Linked DNA regions of Homo sapiens: all the other regions are linked to region 1. The links are chromatin contacts, found by Hi-C or POLR2A ChIA-PET in ENCODE. All regions are on one chromosome and are shown on one strand. The core of a region is the stretch at or near the end of the contact, and the rest is flanking DNA. Distances in the headings are between cores, read along the strand shown. Region 1 holds the start of ZMYND19 (zinc finger MYND-type containing 19). Region 2 holds the start of DPP7 (dipeptidyl peptidase 7). Region 3 holds the start of RNF208 (ring finger protein 208). Region 4 holds the start of TOR4A (torsin family 4 member A).

What was found. Hi-C counts contacts between places; a loop is a spot of excess contacts on that map. ChIA-PET counts read pairs that join two places held with the same protein, here RNA polymerase II (POLR2A). Pooled maps may share reads with other maps.
Region 2: a loop to region 1 is called in a pooled map, with 4 times the contacts of the local background. The contact joins the promoter of DPP7 here to the promoter of ZMYND19 in region 1. A Hi-C loop is called at or near these places in 1 of 37 single-sample maps with no recorded cell type and 6 of 50 pooled maps. POLR2A ChIA-PET finds 5 or more read pairs at or near these places in 3 of 52 experiments (B cell, OCI-LY7 and activated naive CD4-positive, alpha-beta T cell).
Region 3: a pooled map shows a loop between it and region 1 (15-fold over the local background). The contact joins the promoter of RNF208 here to the promoter of ZMYND19 in region 1. A Hi-C loop is called at or near these places in 1 of 168 maps with a recorded cell type or tissue (B cell) and 8 of 50 pooled maps. POLR2A ChIA-PET finds 5 or more read pairs at or near these places in 2 of 52 experiments (MCF 10A and PC-9).
Region 4: a pooled map shows a loop between it and region 1 (4-fold over the local background). The contact joins the promoter of TOR4A here to the promoter of ZMYND19 in region 1. A Hi-C loop is called at or near these places in 2 of 50 pooled maps. POLR2A ChIA-PET finds 5 or more read pairs at or near these places in 2 of 52 experiments (HEK293T and activated T-cell).

The regions. Positions count from the first base shown.
Region 1 is chr9:137,588,653-137,592,168 of GRCh38, reverse strand. ZMYND19 (zinc finger MYND-type containing 19) reads left to right here and starts at 1,657. Exons shown (of 6, transcript NM_138462.3): 1 at 1,657-1,956; 2 at 3,451-3,510. The coding sequence starts at 1,906. LOC124902318 (a long non-coding RNA gene) reads left to right here. Exons shown (of 3, transcript XR_007061885.1): 3 at 1,061-1,130. RefSeq lists silencers at 1,112-1,181, 1,372-1,761, 2,042-2,151, 2,202-2,251 and enhancers at 2,522-2,571, 3,094-3,516.
Region 2 is chr9:137,112,883-137,116,398 of GRCh38, reverse strand. It overlaps DPP7 (dipeptidyl peptidase 7), which reads left to right and starts at 1,666. Exons shown (of 13, transcript NM_013379.3): 1 at 1,666-1,752; 2 at 1,823-1,936; 3 at 2,017-2,156; 4 at 2,371-2,534; 5 at 2,903-3,038; 6 at 3,112-3,193; 7 at 3,280-3,446. The coding sequence starts at 1,686. It overlaps LOC124902314 (a long non-coding RNA gene), which reads right to left and starts at 1,600. Exons shown (of 2, transcript XR_007061874.1): 1 at 1-1,600. RefSeq lists silencers at 1,441-1,790, 1,821-1,970.
Region 3 is chr9:137,220,700-137,224,215 of GRCh38, reverse strand. RNF208 (ring finger protein 208) reads left to right here and starts at 1,976. Exons shown (of 2, transcript NM_031297.7): 1 at 1,976-2,227; 2 at 2,478-3,516. The coding sequence starts at 3,004. RefSeq lists silencers at 724-1,073, 1,384-1,433, 2,374-2,423.
Region 4 is chr9:137,275,924-137,279,439 of GRCh38, reverse strand. It overlaps TOR4A (torsin family 4 member A), which reads right to left and starts at 1,714. Exons shown (of 2, transcript NM_017723.3): 1 at 1,533-1,714; 2 at 1-787. The coding sequence starts at 750. RefSeq lists silencers at 1,154-1,213, 1,494-1,813.

The DNA.
Region 1 (3,516 bases), core at 408-2,907:
CCCTTGCAACTCCATGAGGTTGAGATTGGTAGGGCAGGTACTTTTTTTTTTTTTTTTGAGACGGAGTCTCGCTCTGTCGCCCAACCTGGAGTGCAGTGGCACGATCTCGGCTCACTGCAAGCTCTGCCTCCCGGGTTCAAGCCATTCTCTTGCCTCAGCCTCCCAAGTAGCTGGGACTACAGGCACCCGCCACCACGCCCGGCTTTTTTTTTTGTATTTTTAGTAGAGGTGGGGTTTCACCGTGTTAGCCAGGATGGTCTCCAGCTCCTGACCTCGTGATCTGCCCGCCTCGGCCTCCCAAAGTGCTAGGATTACAGGCATGAGCCACCGCGCGCGGTCGGACAGGCATGTTTTGAGCAAGGCCCAGCCTGAACCCCAATGTGTGTCTCAGGCAGGCCAGGACTCATCAGCCCCTTCAGTCCTCTAGGGTGTCTGGGGTACTGGCAAGTACCAGGGGACCCAGAGATGGAACGTCTGGGCTCACTCATGTACACCCTTTGCAGGCTGGGGCACGGTGGCTCATGCCTGTAATCCCAGCACTTTGGGAGGCCGAGGTGGGCCGATCACCTCAGGTTGGGAGTTCGAGACCATCCTGGCCAATATGGAAAAACCTCACTTCTACTAAAAATACAAAAATTAGCCGGACATGGTGGCGCGTGCCTGTAGTCCCAGCTACTCGGGAGGCTGAGGCAGGAGAGTCGCTTGAACCCGAGAGGCAGAGGCTGCAGTGAGCCGAGATCGTGCCACTGCACTCTAGCCTGGGTGACAGAGCAAAACTCTGACTCAAAAAAAAAAAAAAAAAAAGCAAGAAAAGAAAACGGAACCCAGCAAGCCAGAAAGGAGCCTGTGCAGCTCCTCAGGTGCAGGAGTCGCCCTTGAGGCAGGGTGAGGCCTCCTCACGGGCGACTGGACACCGGCGGAGCAGGACGCAGGACCTAGCCCCGTTCGCTCCAGGCTGCAGGGGAGCCACGCTGCCCACCACGGCGTACCCAGTCCCTCCCTGAGCGGGTCTCGGCTTTCCCGCGGAGCCTAATGGGCCTCACTGGAGTTCCGTTTCCAGACGCCTTGGACCAGGCTGCTCTGGAGGTCAGCCGCCCCCGAGGCTGAAGAGCCGGCGGCTCGGAGAAGGCTGCGCGGGAGGCCGCGCCCTCCGGGTCGCGTGGGCCGGGCGTCCGCTGTCTCTCCAGAAACACCCGCGTCCCGCGGCAACGGCCTCTTCCTAGCCCGCCTCGCCCGCTCCCCGCCCGCCCAGAGGGCCCCGCACGAGCTCCGTCCACCTCCTCCTTCCGCGCTCGGGGCCAGGACGGCGGCGGGAAACAGCTTACGGAGGCTACCGCAAGGGAGGCGAAAAGCAGCCAGCTCGCAGAGCTCCACGGACCCGGCGCGAGTCCCCAGCCACACTCCGCACTGCCCCTCTAGGCGCGGCGCCGCTGCCCGCACAAAGCTTCCCGCGAAACTGACGTCGGCGCGCGCAGGCACCGCCCCCGGCCTCGCCCCTCCCCCGCGCTCGCCCCGCTCCCCAGAGCGCCGGCGCACTCGCCCTCCTCCTATTGGTTGTTGCGGGGCGGCGCGCGCCGGTCGGCGCCGTGCGCGCCTAGCCATTGGCCGAGCGGCGGCGGGCCGGGGGGTGTGTCCGGGGCTGCGCCCCGCCCCTCCGCTCCGCTCGCTGTGGTGCGCGCGGTGGCGGTGGCGGCGGCGGCGGCGGCGCGTGGCAGGTCCGGCGGGCGCGAGGCGGCGGCGGAGGCCCGAGCCCGGCCCAGCCTCGTCCCGCCCGGAGCCCGCCTGGCTGCTACCCCGACCCCGGCTCCGGTCCCGTCCTGTCCCGGCGCGCCGCGGCCTCGCCCCGGCCCCCGCTCGGCGCCTCCCGAGGGAGCGGCGCTGCCGGCCGAGAGCGCAGGCCCGGCCATGACCGACTTCAAATTGGGTATCGTGCGGCTCGGCCGGGTGGCCGGGAAGGTGAGCGGCGCGGAGCCCGCGACCCGGCCCGTCTCGCCCGTCCAGGCCTCCGCGCGGGGCCGGGGGCGGTTGTGCGGGCGGCGGCCGGGGCGGGGGCGCGGAGCCCGGGATGGGCCCCAGCGGGGCGGGGGACGCTGCGCGGGCCCGGCTGCTGGCCCCGCGCGGGTGCAGCTTCCTCTCGCAGGCCGGCGGGCACGCACCCCTCGGCTCTGGGGTGCACCTGGCCACCCTCGGCCCTGCCCTGCCGGAGGTGGAGGCCACGGCCCTGTCCCGAGCCGGGTGCGGAGATGCGTGGCTCGAGCCCGAGCCGCGTTCTCCCGGAGCCCTCCCAGTGGTGTCGGCGATCCGGGGCCTAGCGCGGCGTCCGGGCTGCCAGTGCGGCCACACGGTTTAAACACAGCGCCCTTTCCGAGGCAGCGCCACTTCCACACCTCTCGCCGAGGCGGGTCTGGTGTGGGCTCTTCTGTGCCTCCCAGTTCTCAGCAGGGCTTCAGGCTCGTTTTAACGCTGCCAGGGGTTGGCCACGTTAGGCTGAGCCTCAGACTCGGAGCAGAGAGGAAGAAGCCTGGGCCCTGATGCTGCAGACTCAGGGCCTTCCTCGACTTCTCTTCTTACTTGGCCCCCACGCTCCACGTTTGAGGCTGGGGATTCCATGGCACCTGTGGGCATTGAGGCTTGGCGGTTTCTCGGAGCCACCTGTGCAGCTGCACCAGCCAGGGTCCTTACCCGGATGGGAGCCCTGTTCCCGTCACCAGCGGCTGCGGCTTTTGGTGGGAGAGAGGAGCCGAGGCAGTGTCAGGCGGCGTCAGGTAAAACAGGTTCAGATCCCAGAAGAAAAACTGCCAAGAGGGAGACTGGCCCGTTCTGGGACCTGTTCCTGTTTCCTGCCCCTGCTGCAAGAGCATAGGCAGGGCCTGCTGGGGAGGAGGCTTTTTTCCACCAGGGAAGGGTGGGCTCTCCAGTCAGGTCGGAGACCAGAGACCCCTTCTAACTCCACCCATGATGGCATTGTCATCCCTTACAGCTTTTCTTTGGAACATTTCAGATGGACAAAAAGCTAAAAAGGGTAATCAGTGAGTAGCTCAGCTTAATAAACACACCCTAATCAAAACCTTCTGGCTCTTCTGCCTCAGCCCCGGCCCCTCCCTCAGCTCAGTGAAACAGTCTTTGCCTAGGTTTATTGGTGCGTTGAATGTTCAGTGCCACTGTTGGGGTTAGCCCTGCGAGGATGAAGCCTGATACCAGCTCCTCTGGCGCAGACTAAAGTGGGCAGCTGGCTTTTAACCTGTCTGCCTGTGTTTTGTCGTAGACTGCACCACCCCAAACGGTGGAATGAGGCCCCCATGTGCTGAGCTGTCTTGGTCTGAAGAGGCCTGTAGTTACTTTCCACTTCACAGGAAAATGCAACAGGCTCCTGCCTGTTCTGGTTATAAGGTTACTGCACCTCACGCAGATCCCAAATGTAATGATTTGAAACATGTGGTTAACTTCCAGACCAAATACACGCTGATCGATGAGCAGGACATCCCGCTGGTGGAGAGCTACTCCTTTGAGGTAAGT
Region 2 (3,516 bases), core at 417-2,916, 480 kb after region 1:
TGGGCACAGGGATGGGGCTAAGGTTACAGGTTACCAGCACAGGCCTAGATGCCTTAAACCTTGATTCCATACAGCATATGTTTCTGTGGGCACAGGGATGTGGGCAGGGGACTGTGGCCACCCTCACCCCTGGCAGAGCCATGCTGGGTAGCCCCATGCCCACCCTTCCCGGCTTGGGAGGCCCTGGCTGCTGCCCAGAGGGGCATCAATGCCTGGGCCGTGGACAAGAGGGAAAGTGGCTTCCTTGGAAACCCTGCTCCTGGAGCCCTCCCTGAGGCTCTGGCCCCTCTGTGGGCCCAGCCAAGCCTGGAGCGTCTCCAGGCTCTGGTGTGCTTGGGGAGCTGGCCAGCTCTCGGCCTAGCTGGCGTCTCCAGAGCTGCGGTCCTGGGTGAGGGTTGCTGGTGGAGTTCTGGCCACCTAAGGCACCCGAGGGAGCCAAAGGAGCAGAGGTGTGGGGTGGGGGACGCCGTGGGGTACCTCCACATCCAAGGAGGTCTGCTGTTTGTCCTCACCCCCGTCCTGCGGGGGCCCCGGCAGGCAGCCCCAGGAACTGCGTAGGGATGGGACAGGGCCCAGATGTGAGGGCCGTGGTGGGGACGGTGTGTGGCCCTGGATGACCTCGTGTTGCAGTGTGACGTGATGGTCACTGCCACCATGCTGAGGGCCCCAGCCACCAGTCACCCACCATGGGGGGTGCCTCTGTGTGAGGCACGGGAGGGCCATGGCGTGAGGGGCTGTGGAAGTGGCCGGTCTTCTCCGCTCAGCCCCACACAGGATGGGCAGGGCAGGGTCATGCTGGCCGAGGGTAGTCTTGGGAGAAGGACAGGGTAACTCTCTGTAGCTGAGCCCCTGCTGCCCCTGCACCTGTTCTGGGCCTGGCTAGCGGCCCATGTACATCCCCAGCAGGACTCCACGTAGCTAGTCTGGCACCCACCACTACGGCCCCCTCACCCACTCCCTGAACTGGACGCTGGGGAAAGGTGACTTCTTCCATCCTCTGGGTGCTCCCCAGGGAGGAGGCCCCAGCTCCCAGCAGAGGCCTCTGGTCCCCCCTTGTCCCTGCAGGGCTGTGTGGGCACACTGGGTGCCAGTCGGAAGGGCAGGTGGCGATTCCCAGCTCTTGGGAGCTACCCGGCCACATCCCGGCCCTGCCCAGACGCTCCAGGGGCACCCCACACTCCTGCCCGCTGCGAGGCCCCGCCCCGCCAAGCCCAGCCCGTTATCGCTTGGACAAACCCTGGGTTGCTTTCTTCGGGGGGCCAGCACTCTGTTTGGGACCCTCTCCCTCCCGCCCTTAGGGCAGCAGAACGGCCCCCACTCTCCCGGCCCTGCCTTGGAGTGGGGCACCTGCCAGGAGCAAGTGCTGGGGAGGCTTGGCGGGCGCAGCAGGGACTCGCCCTAGCGCAGCTCCGGATGGGGCCGCGGTAGGAGGACGAGCCAGTGGGGCGGGAGGCCGCGGAGATGGCCCGGGGGCCCTCTGCTTCCCCGCGCCGTGCCCGGGAAGGACCCCTGGGCAGCGGCCGCGGGGCGCGGGGTGTTGGGGGGCACAGCCCCGGCGCGGCGCTGAAGCAGCGACGGTCTCCGTGGGGACCGCGGGCGCCCGAAACACGTGGGGCCTGGAGGGAGGAGCGCGCCCTGGCGGCCCCGTGACCCCGCCCACGTGACGGGCGCCCGCGGAAGGCGACATGGGCTCCGCTCCCTGGGCCCCGGTCCTGCTGCTGGCGCTCGGGCTGCGCGGCCTCCAGGCGGGGGGTGAGTGGCGGCGCCCCCCGGCCCATTCCCCGGTCCCGGCCCCGCCTCTGAGGTTCGCGTCCCCCCACAGCCCGCAGGGCCCCGGACCCCGGCTTCCAGGAGCGCTTCTTCCAGCAGCGTCTGGACCACTTCAACTTCGAGCGCTTCGGCAACAAGACCTTCCCTCAGCGCTTCCTGGTGTCGGGTGAGACCCCGGCCCCGGCCCGGCCGCCCCCGCCGTCCCGCCGCCCCCCGGCACCCTCGCCTCATCCGCCCTCCCCACAGACAGGTTCTGGGTCCGGGGCGAGGGGCCCATCTTCTTCTACACTGGGAACGAGGGCGACGTGTGGGCCTTCGCCAACAACTCGGCCTTCGTCGCGGAGCTGGCGGCCGAGCGGGGGGCTCTACTGGTCTTCGCGGAGCACGTGGGTGCCGGGCGGGGTCGCGGGCGGGGTCGCGGGGCACGTGGGTGCCGGGCGGGGTCGCGGGCGGGGGTCGCGGGGCACGCGGGTGCCGGGCGGGGTCGCGGGCGGGGGTCGCGGGGCACGCGGGTGCCGGGCGGGGTCGCGGGCGGGGGTCGCGGGGCACGCGGGTGCCGGGCGGGGTCGCGGGGCCGGGCTCAATGGCACGTTCCCCCAGCGCTACTACGGGAAGTCGCTGCCGTTCGGTGCGCAGTCCACGCAGCGCGGGCACACGGAGCTGCTGACGGTGGAGCAGGCCCTGGCCGACTTCGCAGAGCTGCTCCGCGCGCTACGACGCGACCTCGGGGCCCAGGATGCCCCCGCCATCGCCTTCGGTGGAAGGTGGGCGCCTCCCCCGGCCTCCGCACCCCCTCCCTCCCCTGCCCCGACCCAGCGCCCCCAGCCCTTCTCCCCACTCCCCTCTGACTCCCACCGCTGCCTTTTCGTAAGGCCTCAGGCAGTGGTTCCAGGCTTAGTGTTGCCTCCCCCAGGAAGCCCTCCCACCTGTCCTCCCAGCCACCTGCTCAGCTTGGATGTGCGGCCACACTAGCGGCCTTTCCCAGTGAGAGCTGCACCCGCACCTGGCCCAGGGTTGGAATTTGTGGGTCTCAGAAGTGTCGTCCTCCTTGTGGCACCTGTGGGCCCCTGAGGAGGAAAAGAGGAAATGGGGTGTTGGGGGCAGCAGCCCTAACCCTGTGTCCCTCACCCAGTTATGGGGGGATGCTCAGTGCCTACCTGAGGATGAAGTATCCCCACCTGGTGGCGGGGGCGCTGGCGGCCAGCGCGCCCGTTCTAGCTGTGGCAGGCCTCGGCGACTCCAACCAGTTCTTCCGGGACGTCACGGCGGTGAGTGAGGCTTGGGGTCCTCCAGGCCCCCTAAGGGACAGCAGCTGCAGTCAGCACGGTCTCTTTCCCCCAGGACTTTGAGGGCCAGAGTCCCAAATGCACCCAGGGTGTGCGGGAAGCGTTCCGACAGATCAAGGACTTGTTCCTACAGGGAGGTGAGGTCCTCCCACCGCCTCCCACTGCCTGACCCGCCCCAGCGCCAGCTATGCCCAAACTTCAAGTCTCTGCCCCTTCCACGCAGCCTACGACACGGTCCGCTGGGAGTTCGGCACCTGCCAGCCGCTGTCAGACGAGAAGGACCTGACCCAGCTCTTCATGTTCGCCCGGAATGCCTTCACCGTGCTGGCCATGATGGACTACCCCTACCCCACTGACTTCCTGGGTCCCCTCCCTGCCAACCCCGTCAAGGTGAGGCGCCGCCTCCCAGGGCGCAGGGAGAGGCCGGCTGGAGTGTCCCGAGGCTGGTGGTCAGCGGCCT
Region 3 (3,516 bases), core at 727-3,226, 370 kb after region 1:
ATCCGCCTGCCTCCACCTCCCAAAGTGCTGGATTCCAGGCGTGAGCCAGCGTGCCCAGTGGCTTTTCTGCTTTTTTCACTGATAAAAAATGTTTGATTTGCACGTTTTGTCACAGGTCTTATCTTACAATCAGTGACACGGGCTTTAGACACTACTGACATTTTTAGCTCATTTCTCAAACTGCAGTTACCCTCTGGCTGGCGGGCGTGGGGGCCACACGCGCCCCCCCAGCGTCCCCACCTTGGGCCCCCCGCCTCCAGCCGAACCCAGGCTCCATCTGCACCGGCGCAGGCAGGGGTGCAGCGGGCACTGGCGAGTGCCGCGGGGACGACCCACGGCAGTGGGGCCCTTGGGGCCCAGGGGAGCACCAGGAAGGGCGGGTTCCAGTCAGACGTGGCCTGTGTAGGGCCAGTCAGACCGGTCGGGACATGAGTTCAGGCAACCCGGCCCCGATTTGGGGAGAACTGGGTGCTCCTGGGGACCCAAAACTTGAGAGGCCGGCGACGGAAGTCCACTGCGCAGGCGCCGGAAGTCCCGCCCACCTCCCTGCCTGCCACTTGAGTGGCGCCTATGGCGCATGCGCAAACAAGGCAGGAACCGGCCGTGGAAATATTATTGCCCAGAAGCCCACGCGCTCCGGGGTTTCCCGAAAGACCCGGTTCGGATGTGACCAATACTCGGCTTGGGGTTCTCCAGCTCTGAATGGCGGGTCTGAAAAGGCCTGGCCTGGGGGGCGGGGCCTCGTGGCGGGGGCGGGATCTCATCCCCTACGGGGTGGGGTCTCGCTGAGGGGGCGGGGCCTGCGGCCTGGTGCTTCCTCGGGCGCACGCCGGGTCGGTGAGCAGAGTCTGCGGCGGAGCTGGGCTCCCGGCCCTCCCCAGGCCCAGGCTGCCTCAGTTGCCCCACCATCTTGCCAGGGCCCCGTAAGGACCCCTCCAGCAGCGCCCCTGTCACCCGCACACCTCTCCCTATTGCTCTTCTGAGTGACACTCGCCCGAGGCCCCACAGAGGGGCCAAGCCAGACCCTATGCGCAGGGCTGCTCCTCCAGCCTGTTTTGCCCACGCGAGCTCCCGCACCAGCGGCACCGTCCCCTCTGGGCTCAGCACTCTGCAGGCCCTGGGGCTCTGCCTAGAGCAGGTGCGGTCTGGCCAGTCCAGCGGAGAGAGGAGCTGAAGGAGGCCAGGATGTCCAGGGCCAGGTGCGGGGCCAGAGCTGGTCACAGCGTGGCAGCGGAGGCCCTCGAAGCCCTGGTCCCCTGCCTCACGGTGACCAGCAAGCCCGAGGGCTCCACAGGCAGAAGGCGGACCCAGGAGGGCAGGGAAGCCCCGGGTGAGGAAGCGGAGAGGCCCGGGCCTGCGCGCTGGAGTGCCAGGGGCCACCCTGTCCGGGCAGGTGCGGTCCTCAGGGCCGCCTCCACCCCGCACTGGGCTGCCAGCCTGTCCTTCGCGCACTCCCACCGGACCCGTCCGTCCACCGGCCTCGGCCTTCTGATCCGCTCCGCCCGCCCCGCTCTTGCCCCTTAGAGTCACAGCGATCTATCTGAGCTACGGCACCGGGCACAGGCGGAGCTGGAGGACTCGGGGCCTTCCCATGGGGCGGGGGGCCGGGGACGGGGGAAGGCACCGGTGGGCCCTGGAACCAGCTCCCCTGGGATCCTCCGCGCAGGTCCCCTCCCTCTCACTCCAGAGTCCTGAGGCCTCCTACTGTGAGGGAGGAGAACAGCCGGATTCTCCTCCTGAATCTGGGGGGGCGGGGGCTTGACCAGGACCCAGGATCAGCCTGGAGAGAACTGGGGGCGACGCGGGGGTCCTGCCCCCCACGCAGTCCGCGGGCGAGAGCGACGCCGGGAGCGGACCGAGGGGCGGCCGGGAGGCTGGCCCCGCCCCGCGGACCCCGCGCGGGTCCCCAGACGGGGGGTGGCGCTGCGGGCGCGGGCGGGCGCCGCGCGCACTGCGGTCCCCGCGCCTCCGCCGCAGAGCGCGCCACGCTCCGCACGCACCTGCCGCCGTCGCCGCCGTGCCGAAACCCGCGCCCCGCGCCCCACGCCCGCGCCCGCGCCCCTCGGTGCCGCCCGGGCCCCGCCATCGCCTGAGGTCGCTGCGGCCGCCGCCGGAGCCGCCGGAGCCCCCCGAGCTGCCGGGCCGAGGCGCGGGCGCCGCGTCCGGGCCTGCCTTTGAGACAACCTCTGCGGCGGCGGCGCGCGGCCGGGACGCCAGGCTGGGGCAGGTGAGCGCAGGGGGCGGGGGCCGGGGGCGGACTCAGCGCCCCTCCCCACGCGACGGGGGTCGGCCCTCGGGAAGGTGCGTCTGGCCTTGGAGGCGGGGACCGGGGAGGGGGTTGGGTTCTGAGGCCCGCGGAGGTCGGGATCCCACGGCTGAGGTCAGGGTCAGAGGTCGGGCGCCCGGTCCTTTGTGCAGGGCGAGGGCTAGGGTGGGGGTGGCCGGGGCACTGCCCTCATGCCGTCTCTCACCTGCAGCTCAGGCCTGGCCCAGGCCTCGCCTCTGCTCCTGCCGCGGAGCCTGCCGCCCCGGTCCTCCTGCAGCCAGCGCTTCGGCTAGCTGCCTTCCCTGGGCGCCCTGTCCTGGAGCCATGGGGCCCACCCAGCCCCTGCCTGCCCCGATGTCCCGGCCCGCGGCCTGCTGACCTCGGCTGCAGGGGGAGCCCCCCCCGCGCCCCCTCGCCAGCCTCAGCAGCCAGAGACCCTGGGTGAGACCCTGGGCCAGACCCCCAGCCCAGGGCAGCCTCCCACCCCTCCCTGCCCCCGCCTGCCTCCCCCTCCCCCACCCCTTCCTCCTCCTCCCAGGACTGGACCAGAGAAGCCACTGTGGCCACTGGGGGGGGCCCTGCACCCCCAACTCTCGCCGGCTGTCCCTAGGAGTCCACGGGCCGTCCGGGGCCCCCCCCAGGCCTGGCGGGACCAGGATGCTGCCCTGTCACCTGCCCCCCAGCCCCACACAACGCCCCCACCCACCCGAACATCCAGTCTGACTGGAGACAGCCGGATGCCCTCTGACCCCGGGCCCGAGGCGGGCAGTGGCTGGCCGGGCCTCCTCATGTCCTGCCTGAAGGGTCCCCATGTCATCCTCAAGATGGAGGCCATGAAGATTGTCCACCCTGAAAAGTTCCCTGAGCTACCGGCTGCCCCCTGCTTCCCGCCTGCTCCCCGGCCCACCCCAACTCTGGCACCCAAGCGTGCCTGGCCCTCAGACACAGAGATCATTGTCAACCAGGCCTGTGGGGGGGACATGCCTGCCTTGGAAGGGGCACCCCATACCCCGCCACTGCCACGGCGGCCCCGTAAGGGAAGCTCGGAGCTGGGCTTTCCCCGCGTGGCCCCAGAGGATGAGGTCATTGTGAATCAGTACGTGATTCGGCCTGGCCCCTCGGCCTCGGCGGCTTCTTCGGCGGCGGCAGGCGAGCCCCTGGAGTGCCCCACCTGTGGGCACTCCTACAATGTCACCCAGCGGAGGCCCCGCGTGCTGTCCTGCCTGCACTCTGTGTGTGAGCAGTGCCTG
Region 4 (3,516 bases), core at 465-2,964, 310 kb after region 1:
CACGTCGGCCACGCGCCGCGCCAGCTCCTCGCGGCAGTCCTGTGCGGCGCGCGCCTCGGGGCAGTGGTGCCGCGCATGGTATTGCAGCACGAGCGCGCTGTCCTCCAGCACCGAGCGGAAGTGGCGCGCCAGCAGGCGGCCCACGTGGCTCTTGCCCACGCCACTGGGCCCGTGCAGCGCCAGGAGGAGCGGACGACTGTGCACATGCGTGGCCAGGTAGTCCCGCATCAGCGCCACGATGCGCGATACGGCAGCGGGCTGGCCGAACACCGCGCGCTGCAGCGCTTTCTCCAGCCCGTCGAGGTCATAGCGCTGCGCGTTATCGTCCAGGTTCTCGATAGCGTTGAGAACTTGGAAGCCCACGATGGCGACTAGCAGCAGAAGGCAGCGCTGCGCGCGGCTCCTGTGCTCCACGCGCGGCCGATACTTGCGCGAGGTCTCCGGGTAAAGCACCAGGCGGCTGCGCCGGCGCTTCTTGCGTGGCGTCCTGGAGGGTAGCTCCGCGGGGCTGTCGAAGGTGAAGAACTTTGGCTGGTCCAGGTCCGCGCGCGGTGCCCGGGGGCTGCAGCCCGGCCTGGGCGCCCCGGTCCCGACGTCGGGCCCCCCACCCGGCTGCAGGAGGCGCCGTTTGCGTAGGACACACACCCGGCGGCGCAGGCGGAGCACAGCGCGCACGGGCGCGATCACGCACCGGCCCGAGGCTCGGGGGGCCGCGGCAGCAGGCTCCAGGCTGGGCTGGCCGCGGTCCATGTCGCAGGAACGGCGCTCCGCATACAGGTCGCCCTCCCTGCAACGGGAAGACGGGGAGGGTCTCTGGACTCCCGCCACTGCCCTTTCCCGCGGGCCGCCGGAACCGGTCCCCGGAGTGATCTTACCCCCTGGGAGTCCCGTGGGGTGCGGCCCGGGCTGCCCCAGGGCCAGGGGCCTGGTCGCGGCCTCGCCCCTCAGACCGGCAAGCGACCCCTCCGCCCCTCCGCCCCTCCGCCCCTCCGCAGGGCCCCGATGCAAATCTCTCGGGTCTTCCCATAAACGGCCGCGGGCCTTGAGGAAGTGGCGGGGTAGAGGCTTATCTGGTGGCCGCCCCGGCTTCCTGGAGGAGTCGTCGAAGGAGTCAGTGGCCGCCCAGGCGCCCACTGGGGTGAACAGTCACCCCCGGACCCTGCCCCCGCCCGCGGCTCCCACTGGACTGGGCCGTCTCCCAAGGAGGGGCCGCGGGAAGCAGAGGCCTGAGCGCCCAGGAGTTCAGAGACGCCCCCACACGCTCCAGAACACTTGGCGGGGGTCTGGCTGGAACTTATGATTTTGAGAATAGGCCCGGGCCCCGTCCCCAGGCTCAACCCAGGCCTCCCAGCCCCGACTCCAAAACTGGGGTCCTCCCAACACCCCTCCAGTGAACGAGCTGAGCAGTGCAGGGAGCCCCCCGGAGACTAGTGGAGGTGAAACGAAAAGATGGACAGAAAGAAGAGGCCGGTCGGAGCAAGAGAGCCACTGACTGGCAGGAACTGGGCCCTGGGCCCCAACCCACCCCCTACCTGCAGCTGGTCCACTGCCCTCAGCTCCGCAGGCCCCTGCCTGTGCCAGACGCTGGGGCCTGAGACTCCAAGCAGGAAATGCGCCTCCCAGGGCGAGGGGGTGGGCCAGGGGCCTCCTGGGCCAGCTTCGGCCTGGAGGGGCAGCGACACCTGTGGGTCCCCAGGGAGCGGCCGGCCGGAGTAGAGGAAGCTCTGGGGAGGTTTCCGCTTCTATGCAAAGGAAGTGAGTCAGGGGGTGCGGCCCAGGCGGGACTTGGGCTGGACGGAGGCGCCAAAGGGGGGAGGCCTGGCCGGCTTGCCCAGATCCCCTGGCCGGAGGTCACATTCCCGCTTCAGTTCTCTAGCGCTCAGAGCCCTCCTGGCTTGGTCAGGCTCAGGACACCTGGTGAGGCCGAGGGCCCCTGCTGCATGCTGTGCCCCCACCCTGGGCTCCTGCACCTCAGCCTGTCCTCCAGGGCCCCCACCTCCCCCAGGTTATCCCTTCCACCTGTCACCCCACACACAGGGCTTACAGCTGGGGGGAGGGGCTCCAGGCCCTGTGTAAGCAAGGCGGGAGCAAGGCAGCAGCACAGGGGGCGGGCAGGGTCCTCTGCCGAGCTGCATACCCCCAATCCCTCTCTTATTACTCCTCTCCCCGCTTTTTCATTCCCCTCCTGACCCCAATCGGGGGCCCCCCAAAGTGGGCTCATTGTCTTTCCTTTCCCCCTTCCTCCGTCCCCAGCCTGGAGCCCCCTGCCCAGGACAGGCCAGCACACACAGACGGAAGTTCTATCACGGAAAAAACCACGTGCGGCTCAGGGTCCCTGTGGGGGTTGGGGAACAAATTTAGAAACAACTTGGGCCGGGAGCCAGGAGCTGGAGCTCTGGGCCCTTCCCCCTGCCGGCCTGCCTAAAGGACCCTGGACTCCTCCTACCCTGGCCCAGCCTGGAAGCCGCCTTCCAAGGAGGGGCAAGGTGGCCGCTCCAGCCACACCAGTGCTGCTGGCATTCAGCTCAGGACCCCGCAGTCCCAGGGACGCCCCACTCCTCCCAACAGCCAGCCCGGGCCTGATGGTTCCAGCTGTATATTCCTCACACACTGCACCCAACCAGACAGGCTCCATCAGGGAAACCGGTCGTGGGTTGGGGGTTTCCATTCTCTCCAGGGTATGGGGTCCACCGGACTATCACGCTCCCCTCCAGGAGCCAGGCCTAGGGCTCCCCTCCCCTGTGCAAGGGGTGCTCGGGGGCCCGGATCCCCAATTGTCGAGGCCGCGGGGGCCGCACACACCAGGTGGAATGCTGGTGCTCTTTGGGCCCACTCCCCGGCCTCTGTGGGACCAGAGCGGAAGGAGGTTGGCTGTCCAGGCCCCGTGGCCCCAGCACGGAGGTTGGGGTCCTTTGGGGGCCTCAGGCTTTGAGTCTCGGTGCTTCTTCTGACACAGAGAGGACCCTGGAGGGGAGGCCCTCGGGCAGATGCAGGCTGACCGAGCCCTGGAAAACCTGCAGCAAAGCCTCTGCCCTGCCTCCAAGTGCACCCAGGGCTGGAGCTGCTTCTGCCAGAGGCTGGCCCAGCAAATCCTCAGGCCAGAGCCCTCTGCAGGAAAGGGACTCGCTCAAGGGGTGCCCCAAGACCTGGCCCTATGGGTCAAAGGTGAATCTGAGGCCTGGGCCAAGGCCTCACCCCCTGCACTTTCTCCCATCTACAGGGGTGAAGGGAGCCCCAGAACCCCAGCTCCCAGGGCCATCACCATCTCCTGTGATACCCAGGGCCACCCCCAATCACACCCATTCCCATTCCAGGAGGCCTCCCCTCCCGCCTCCCTACCCAACCCAGCCCTGCCGCTGCGCCCAGAATTCATGTCCATCACCCACAAACACAGTACATGTTCTCAGCCTCTGAAAGGACTTCACCCTCACTGCTTCCCCCAGCCCTTGCCAGCAAGGTTGTTTTCCCCAAACCGTGGGCAGCCTCCCCACTTCTCCTCCCAAATTCCCCATAGGT